Regions from separate parts of the Mus musculus genome. Here region 2 is linked to region 1. Evidence: chromatin loops called from intact Hi-C (ENCODE). Cell type or tissue: left cerebral cortex. All regions are shown on one strand. Region 1 overlaps Ctnnbl1 (catenin, beta like 1). Region 2 overlaps Ctnnbl1 (catenin, beta like 1).

Region 1 (5,000 bases):
ACTTCTCCTTGGGAGCCTTGGGCCTATGAGAAGCCACACCATTCAGCCCTGGTCCCTGGGCTCTGGGAGCCAGGCGGTAACACACAGAAGCTTTTCCCCCGGGTTCCAGCTTTAGCAGGATAGCACTTAAGTACTTCCCTAATCCGTGTGATTCTGGGCCGATGAAGGGAATCCCAGGGGAAGGAAAGCCAACCCAGGCGGTACCGCACCTCTCTGCACCCAGTGAGTGCAGGGTGTTTGTGGAGTCTCAGCACAACCCAGAAGTGAGAGTATTTAGTTAAATTTAGTGATGCTTCAGGTAGAACAGGCTTCAGTGGGAAACGGCATTCGGCATTCGCAGTTTCAGATAACACGTCTGAGAACTCCTTTTCAGAGAGTTGCCTTTGGAAGGCACTTCCTTTGTACCCAGTTCATGCTCCTCTCACTTCTGCCTCCTCCTTAGCCTTTTAAGAAAATTTCAAACGTAGAAAAGGTGAAAGAAAGGTGGAGCAAATGCTGCCATACCTGGCACTGGCCACCGTTCACGCCCCACCTGCCTTCTTTACCACTCTGTTACTTTTACGTGCCTCTCATCGCCTGGGTGACTTTTTGGTGCAGAATGTAAGTTGCAGACACCAGCATATGTCACACTCCAGTGTGCTTATCATTAACCTCGCTTTGTTATTGCTCAGGTACGACTGGGATGCACGGAGCTTGAGAGACTAGTAATGCATTTGGGCAAGGGCACTGTCAAATATAGAACATTCTAGTACCCCAGAAAATTCCCTTTCACTAATCCTCCCTGCCCCCATAGAGGTAACTTACCGCTGTTCCTTTTTCCCCACCACAACAAGGTTAACCTCACCTAGATCTTCACTCCGGGGCCACACAATACCTTCTTGTCTACCGGGTAAGGCATCCACTCTGTGTGCCCTTTGTGAAGTTCGTTCATAGTTGAGGTATGCATTGGTGGGTTCTTTTGTTGTTGCTATTGTTGTTGCTGAGTAGAATTCTGTTATGTGGATAAACTTCATTCTTCCTGTTAATAGGCTGTTCCAGAATTGGACCTTGGGGAATAGAGCTGCCAGGAACACTTGTCTAAGTCTCAGTGGTTTCACGTTTCCATGACCTCATGTTGGGTCACTCACTAGTTTGCGTCTTTTTGATAACTAGCAGGCTATCTAAGTCATTCTCACCCCATAGTCAAGAAAAGGTCCCCAAGCTGTAGGTGGACAAAAGACCCATAGAGAGTTTTTCTTGGGGTGTGGACTAAAAGTCTATTCTCCCAGTTCCTTTGTACATCCCCCTCCCTCCCAGAGGAAGATGGCCAAGCCTGAGACTCTTGAGGGAGGTCATTGACTATTTCAAATTCTGCTTAGGGACAGTTTACTGTTAGAGACATCTGAATGCAGTGAAAACTTGTTTGGTGCCTGTGATTCTGTGAGACGCCTCCCTGTCCCTTTTCTAGGATGACTCTCTTAGAACACACATAGTGCTGCTTGTTTCTGCTAGCTGACCTGTGTCATATGCAACGAAGTCCAGATTCTAGACTGAGATGTGGGATTCTAGCTTACGCCTCCTACACTTCCCTATTTGCTCCACCCTTGCCCACCTCCAGTGAGAGACCTGCTCTTCATGTCTCTGTGCCCCAGCCTCTTGCACTTTGTCTGGCATACTCTTACTCCTCTGCCCCCGTGTTCCACTGCTGGGAAACTGGAGCATTTCGTTTGCCTTGACCTTCCTCTCCCTCCCTTCTCAGGGATTTAGATGTTTGTGTGTGTGTGCGTGTGCGTGTGTGTGATGCAGGACTAAGGACAGGCGGGACTGAGGCCCTGTGGCTTAGTGTGACAAGGGCTCTGATGGACAGCAGAGTGGGAGAGCATTCCCACACATCCTCCCTGGCGTTCCGCTTTGAAAGCTTCGCTGAGGGGAAGTAGCTTGTGGTTTTATCTGCCTCACCAGCAGGGTTGGGGGCTGTTGTAACACTTAAGGGAAAGGATGAGCTTGGTCACTGTAGAACTGACCAGGTCACTTGTTCCTTGATGGGAAACAGGGAGACTGGTCAAAGTGACCTGTAGGTTGTTGTGAGAGTGAAGCGACATGAGACATGCAGAGTGCACACAGACACATTGTAGTTTGCATGTGTGCTGCCATCTCAAGCCCCCACATATGCCTGCCTGCCGTGTATTGAATATTCAGGGGAGGTTGGAGAAGAATACATGTATTTTATGTGTGTGCCAAAGAGGCTATACATAGATGCTCACACAGATGCATGTGTCTTTCGAAGAGTGATCTGACTGGCATCAATATTCAGCAGGAGGGGCTGAGCATACACGTGTGACTCTGCATGGCTCAATACATCCCTGACTAGGCAGATGTCCATTATCATGAAGTGTAAGAAGAGAAAAAAAAACAATAATAATAAAAGCAGAAGATATGACTATGACTTGATTTGACAGGGCCTCCTGCTACTTCAGCTACCAGTGCAGACCATGAGGCAGATTAATCTGTATTCCAGCACACCACTGCTGAGGCTGGGATCGATCTAATTAGGGTATTTTGAACATCCTGTTTGCATCTAGAATCTTAGCAGAAACCAGGATGTCAGTCCATCTGGGTAGCTGAAGGGAGGTGGGCAGTGGGCTCAGTACTAAAACTGGATGGCTGTAATTTTAGAGCATAAAAACAGCGCGGCATTTGGTTTCCTTAAAACAAAGGCACCGGTGGCCTTGGGTGTTGAGTGGAAACAAAGGCAGCATGGCCTGAATTTTAAAGAAGCCTTGCTGGATCTGACCAGGATATAGCCTGATGTGTGAAGAACAGGGACCATTTCCATCCTATTAGAACCCTGGCTGACCTGTGTGTGTGTGTCCTTAGCCAAGCATTTGGACCATTGGAAGGCAGGTGGAGGTTCTGAGGCTGTAGAGTGGCCTGCCAAGCCTGGCGAGATGGATGGCTCAGCAGGTAAAGGCACTTGCTGCCAAGCCTGACAGCCTGAGTCAGAGCCCTGAGACTCACATGGTGGGAGGAGAGAGCCAACTCCTCCACATGTACCACAGCATGCGCGCGCACACACACACACACACACACACCTCTCTTCAAGACACAGGTAGTTTTGCACAGTCCTACATTCATCTCTATGGTCCTCTGCTTGCTATGGTATCTAGCACATAGAAGATATTCAGAATGCTTTATGTCCTATCACTGACCACAACTGAGGAACAATAAGCTATTTTTTATAGTTCTGCAAATTATGTATTCTCTTTTCAATAAATGGTTATTATGGCTAAATGTATTCATTTTTATTGAAAGGTAAGCTCATCTCTGCCTAGATATGATGTGTCCTTCAGCTTCCTATAAACAGCTACTACTTGCCTCGGGGATGTCTGCGGGTCTCCAGAATTTTGTATTATTTGGCTTTATAGACAGTCACACCCCAGCACTTTATTTTAATTTATTGTAGGATTAAAGAGCAAGAGTGAAGTTGACCTTGCTCCATTTTAGTATTAGAAAGATATTTTCTCACCAGGACCCAGGCAGACAAGCACACTGCAGGGACTATGGGACCAGAAAAGTGTGGAAGGAGAGAGCCAAGCCCCCAGTGCACAGGTGAAGAAGTCCCACGAAGCTCTTTTTGGTGCAGCACATCTTAGGCTGCCATCTGATGAGTGAGCACTGTGCATGTTCCCTTGAGACCATGGATTTAATAGGTGATGGATCAACCTCATCTTACAAACAAGGAAATTGAGGCAGAAAAAACACCCACTCTGAGGTTTAATAGCTAGGAACTGCTGGGGGCAGGATTTGAACTCAAGCCTGGATGGTTCTGAAGCAAGGACTTGGGGCTTGTCTCTCTCTGCAGGGACCTGATACCTATCTCCCCTTAGGAACAGGTCTCTCTAGAGGGGAAATGGCTCTTCTCACAGAGTGAGACGCTGCTTACCAAATGCATCTTGGGATTTAGACCTCGCTGACTTTTAAGAAACACTGACCTGTTCAATTTTTTGCAAAACGGTGTACACCAGAAACCTACTTGGAATGACTCCCTCATTTCCCTAGTCTGGAAAGCCCTGGTTTGCGTGTAAGTGAGGATCCTTAACTGAGACACCATCTCTAAGAGAGGTGGATGCCCAGAGTCCATGCTGAAGTATTCCTCAGATTCTACAGTAGACTGGTTTGAGGAACAGAGGGAGGGAGCGAGGGTGGGTGGATCAGCTGTAGATTGTAGATTCCTGTGCTCCTTCGAATGTGCTTTTAACCTGAGGCAAGTCATACCCTTCCCTAGGCCATTGTTTCTATATGAAGAACCCCAGGGGAAGTAGACTAGAGAGCTCTAGCCCCTTCCAGCTCTGAAAATCATAAAACTCTTAACTGCCCTGGAAAATCAAACTTTTAGCAATCTAGCTCATTGCTAATCGCCCTAGAGAGGCCCTGAGGAGAGTAAAGGGGGAAGGGTGGACCAGAGCCACCCCTCCAGGCAATTTCAGTAATTAATGTAGGAGGCAGCCAGTTGTATGACTATTGAGCAGGATGCCCAGCAGGCAGGGAGTTACATGGGCACAGTGTCTGTGCTGGCTCATACATTCCACCAGGATGCTAAGATGCCAACCTCTCTCACCAGTGAATTGAAAAATGGAGGTTTACTTGACCCTCCCCTTTGTGGGTTCCAGGGGTAGCATGTGGGATGTATAGATGTGGTGTGGTGGATTGTGTATGTGGCACCTGTGTGGCATGTATGTATGTGGAGCATGTGTGCCTGATAGGAGGATATATGTCTATGTGTTTTCCTCTGCCGTGGAGCTACTGCATCTACATGTCCACACTGACAGCTCCGTAGCCATCCTTCACCTCCATTTTATGCTGTCGAAATGACAGAGCAGCTGAGCGGTGCTGGCCAGCAGATAAACCTGTTATCTCCTCTGCTCTCTGTGCCAGCGGCTCTCCCCATCTCCTTGGTGTATGAAAAATTGACACTACCATGGGCTGAAATCTGTTCTTAGGGAAGCTACATTTATTAGTAG
Region 2 (5,000 bases), 54 kb before region 1:
CTCAGCTCAGTCTTTGAAGCTTTTCCATATCATCTCCCCAGCAGAGACCTGGGAACTTGACACATTGCATTATAGCTTCTGTGGGCCAGTTTGTCTTTCCCAAGTTGTGGTCCCACTGGGGGACTGGTCAGGCCTGCAGCTCTGCCACTCACTGTGTGCCCTGTGAAGGTTACTTTCCCTTCCGTGTTGTGTTTCACATGTTTGTCACACAGTGCACCTGTGAGGCATCAGTACGTATTTAGAGATCTTTAGGGCACCCACTACTTGCTGGCTGTTTTCCAGAACTGGTGGAGATCCAGCAGTTTGTAAATGTCAGGTGATGGTGAGAAGTGTCATCTACCACATGGTGACATGTTTGTGGATGTTTGTTGAACAGTTTTCAGTTTGAAAATGTTTCAGAAAGCATTTTCAGTAATTATTTTTAAATATTTGGATGACTTGGGTCTAAATAAGACATCCAAAGATGGAGGCTTTGTTTAAAGAAAACAGCAATGAGGATACAGGAGGCCAGGAGGTTGAGAAGGCAGGCTCTGTGGGATGAAGAGTAGGGCTGGTCAGATCTGGGGCCAAGCCAACAGAATTTCAGATTGTGCGGAGGAGTCATACAGAGCAGGGTAAAGAGCCGCTGAGGCGTGAAGCTGCCTGAGCCCCGCATCTTCTGTAGACTGGAGCAAGTGTACCTTGCTGTAGAGAACCTGGGGACCCTTCCACACCCATCCTTGCCCTCAGGCAGCCCTTCTCAGATGCCCAGTCCTGAGCGCAGGCCATGGTCTGCCTTGGTCTGATGTGCTGCTTGCTTTGTGCTGCTCAGGTGCAGCCACGCTGAGGGTCTCCTGACGCTTGTCACCGTGTCAGCCTCTGCTTCCTGGCCTTCTTGCTTCCATTCGTGTTCTCTCCTTTATCTCTGTCGCAAAGCAGAACTCACCAGGTCTTCATTCGCTTGATGCTCACTGCGTGCTGACTTCCTCTTGGTCCTAGAAACTGGCTGCTTGTAGCTCTCAGTATGGCTGATAGGGTCTCTGCTCTCAGGGGGTGAAACAAGATGGTCATGCAGAGGATGAAAATGGAATGGCTGAGTGTGTGGGGGTCTGGTTAGACCTGGTTCTCTAAAAAGGCCTTGTCTTAGTCAGGGTTTCTATTCCTGCATGAACATCATGATCAAGAAGCAAGTTGGGGAGGAAAGGGTTTATTCAGCTCACATTTTCCACATTGCTGTTCATCACCAAAGGAAGTCAGAACTGGAACTCAAGCAGGTCAGGAAGCAGGAGCTGATGCAGAGGCCATGGAGGGATGTTCCTTACTGGCTTGCTTCCCCTGGCTTGCTCAGCTTGCTTTCTTTTAGAACCCAAGACTACCAGCCCAGGGATTGAACCACCCACAATGGGACCCTCCCCCCTTGATCACTAATTGAGAAAATGCCATACCTGGATCTCATGGAGGCATTTCCTCACCTGAAGCTCCTTTTTCTGTGATAACTCCAGCTTGTGTCAAGTTGACACAAAATCAACCAGTACAGGCCTGAGTTCTGGGTACAAGAAGAAGCCAGCCATTCAAAATGGCCAAGAGCAGGGTAGGACAGGGAAGAGACCAAGGTGAGAATGAGCTTGGCACCAGGGAGAATGAGAGGAGCCACTTGGTGTGGGGAGTGGTTCTGCGTCCTATAGGCCTCTGTGAAATCGTCTGCATGGGCAGACATTAGGCATGGGATTGGCAAGTGTCTGTCTAGATGTTTAGAACAACCGACAGGCAGCTGTGGGTGGGGAGTGGGAGGGCAGGAATGGAGGCACATATCTCAAGAGGTGACTGTAGGCTTGCTTTTAGTATTATGACTTTCAAAACTTATTTGATCAAGATCCCTTCCACATGTTTGGGGGTTATTTTATTATTTTTTTAAACATGACATTTCTGAAACGCGTTGTGGGTGGAAGAACTCCAATCTAGCTCTTGAGTGTCATGGAGTGGGCCAGGTAGAAAAGGAATCCTCTTCAGACCCTCTCATCTGCCTGTTTCCCTCTTTCCTCCTTTTCTCTTATATCCTTCTTCTTTGGTCAAGTGGAAAAAGATGTCTGATCATGCCCTCAAACCTCCTCATAGTGAGACCTGCTGTTTGGGGACCTGCTAACAAGCAGAAATAACCAGAGACTTATCAGAAACTGCCAGGCCTCAGAGAGACCTCATTTCCAAGGCCAGGGCTGCTCTGGCTGGTGCTTTAATCCCCACGCAGGATTTGTTTTTAGTTTCAGACTTGGTCACAGATCCAGAAAATTGAAGGTAGGCTGGAGGCTGGAGGAAGTAGGCAGAATGCTAATTTGCACTCCTTACCAGCCGACTCCAGAGCCATGCATAATACAAATACTTTCCTAAGGGTTTTCTGAGCTAAATGTATTTTGACTGCTCTCGGCCCTCCTGCAATCAGATAAAATTGTATCTAACCCAACTAAACATTGAGTTTCACACTTTGCAAGCTTAAAAAGTCTGCCTGTTGGAAGTTAGATTTCTGTAACAAGAAAAAAGACTTTCCTCCAGCCAGACACCCACCAACCATATCCACTTGGCTCTAGGATCTAAGTGCTGCTCACCGCCACTGTCCTGCCAGTTTCTAGACAGCAGAGATGGCAAACATAACTAAGAATCAGGGAAAGAGACAAATAATGCAAATAAATAATGCTGCCATCCATCGCAGCAGAAGCCGGCCATGCCGTCTTGTTTGTAGCAGTGACAAGCCATTGCTGCCAAGCAGAGCTGTGACGTTTGCCACTTCTGAATTGGGGGAGATAGGGGAGTTAGTTAGGGTGGTTTAGAAAAAACTAAGTTGTGGATGCTCTGTGCCCCCAGATGTTTTCTGCTTTCTTTGCCATGCATAAATGATTCAGTTTATTAAGGGAAACACTTTAATGTTCTTACTGGCTGTGAGACTTGAGAGCACGATTGTGTATCCCTGGGAGAAGAGGGAGAGCAGCTCATTTTCTGCTGCAGCCCTTCCAGCTCTGGCACCAGCTCCTCTCCAGTGGCTCCGTCCCCATTCCTTCCCCAAGGCATAAGGGAGAGCTCAGAAAGCGTCACTGACTAGCAACTGGGTGTGCAGACAGGCCACAAATTTCAGATTTTCTTCATGTCCAGATGTTGCCCCTGAGTCTCAGAAAGTCCCAGAAAGAGCAGGGGCTGTATTTGTCTTCTCCTCCCTGTCATCCTTAGGCTCTGTCCAACCAGGTCTGTAGAGTGCAGCTCACTGGGCTCTTCCTCCTCCTGTCTGTCTTTCTGTTCTCTGCTCACTGCTGTCCCAGCTCTATGGCTCTGGCCAGGCTGCCTAACCTCCCTGAGCCTTTGTTGTGTGCTCTGTGAGTGAGAGCTGTGAGCTTTATGCCAGGGTAGATGCAACACTGACTGAGAGCACACAGTGACTGCATAAGTTTATTTGGTAAGGTTAGTTTCTCAGGTATCTGTTTGGGCAGAGTTGTTCAAGATCTTAAAGTGAGCCAGGGTCCGTGAAGTAAGGGGCTTGCTAGCAAAGAACTTGGCTTTTTCTTCCCCAGCGAGGTAAATGGCATGGAGTGAGAACAAAACTCGATGCAAACTTGATTGTGGGCATTTTGAGTTGTTCCTTTAGCCAAAAGTAGTGCCCCCTCCCCCCATTTTCCTGCGATTGCTGTAGGATTCTTCTTTATCCTCACTTCCTGTGTAAGGCAAGCAAGGCAGTGGGAAGGGGAAGGGAGGCTGTACCCAGCTCTCCAGTCTTCCTAGATGCCTGATCACAGCTGTCTTAGCTAAAGAGTCTCTTCTCCAGGAGAGAAAACCAGGGCTGCCTTCCCTCCTTCCTTCCCTGCATGCCCTGGGGTTGCCCACAGGCAGTCCCCCAGAACCTGTTGTACAGATGGCAGTGTAAAGGAGGAAAGGCTCTCTTCAAGATTCTAGAAGGAATCCTGACTTTGGTATCGCTCCTTGGCAGATGTGTGTATTCTGTAGCTACTGTGGGTTTCCTACCGACCTCAAAAGGTGACTCAAGTAAGAGCTGGAAGTATGTTTTACCCAATGCCTCATGCCCTGTTTTTCCATCATGTGTAGGTACTGCTGAGGCAGAGCTTGGGGAAGGAGAGGTGGGATGATGACCATGAGAACCTTGCATTCACCAGCTTTGTAACCCTGCCTTTTCCTTTGTGCCACTCATCTCTGGCTTGCCCAGCCGGGGTCAGGACTAACTTGGGGTTAGGAAGCCATTAAGACCCCTTCCTTGCCTCGGAGTGCCTTGAAGAGGCCATGGGTTGAGAGAGCACTGCAGGCTGCCAGTTCTGCACTCAGTTTGCTCATTTGAATGGAGAGCTGTGACTAGGGGAATGGGGACATTTGGGGATTGACCTGTGATGTGTTCTTCTCTTCCTTTGCTTCCTATTCCCGCAGGTGGACGGGCAGGTGGCCGCATTGTTGGTGCAGAATCTGGAGCGCCTGGATGAGTCTGTGAGGGAGGAGGCTGATGGCGTCCACAACACCCTAGGTGAGGGGCTGGCACCAATTAACAACCAAATGGGTTTTGGTTTTTTTTTTTCCCCTATACTCCAAAGCTGCCTTTTAAAAATGAAGACCCATGTGTGCATTTCATGTAACTACAGCTTTGATTTGGTATATAGGCAATAAAAGCTGAAATCCACTAAGTAGGTACCCATCCAAGAGAAAATATAAAATATGCTGGCTCCTAAATTTTATTTTAAGATTTTACTGTTTCTAATTATGTATATATGTATGTTGGGGAGTGTTTGCACATCATTGTGGAGGCCAGGAGATCCTTGTTGGATTTCCTGTGCTAGAGTTAAAAGTGGTAGACCCTCTGATATAGGTGCTGGAAAGCAAACCCAGATCTTTGCAAGAGCAATATGAACACCTCTCCTTAGCAGCCTTTGCCTCCAAAAGTTAAGATGAAATCCTTGTGGGGCCCTTTCTGCCCTAGGAAGCAAAGTTTTAAATTTGTGGGTGATCTCGTGTCAGCTTCCCTCACCCACTTCCTTCAG

What was found. Hi-C counts contacts between places; a loop is a spot of excess contacts. Peaks named below come from ENCODE experiments on the same cell type or tissue, not always from the same donor. Only the 100,000 strongest peaks of a DNase experiment are listed, where the experiment ranks them.
Region 2: it touches region 1 in a loop (3-fold over the local background); 5 of 42 quality-filtered maps call a loop at or near these places.

Annotation. Positions count from the first base shown.
Region 1 is chr2:157,856,609-157,861,608 of GRCm38, forward strand. The region is part of intron 11 of Ctnnbl1 (catenin, beta like 1); the gene reads left to right. Among named protein-coding and RNA genes, the nearest start is that of Vstm2l, 56 kb to the right of the region's middle. In left cerebral cortex, no CTCF peak of the experiment used is centred here; DNase peaks (open chromatin) are centred at 1,898, 2,154, 2,638, 2,925 and 1 more place; H3K27ac peaks cover 1,213 bases.
Region 2 is chr2:157,802,280-157,807,279 of GRCm38, forward strand. It overlaps Ctnnbl1 (catenin, beta like 1), which reads left to right. Exons shown (of 16, transcript NM_025680.4): 6 at 4,396-4,489. Among named protein-coding and RNA genes, the nearest start is that of Ctnnbl1, 67 kb to the left of the region's middle. In left cerebral cortex, no CTCF peak of the experiment used is centred here; DNase peaks (open chromatin) are centred at 628, 2,390 and 2,961; H3K27ac peaks cover 3,642 bases.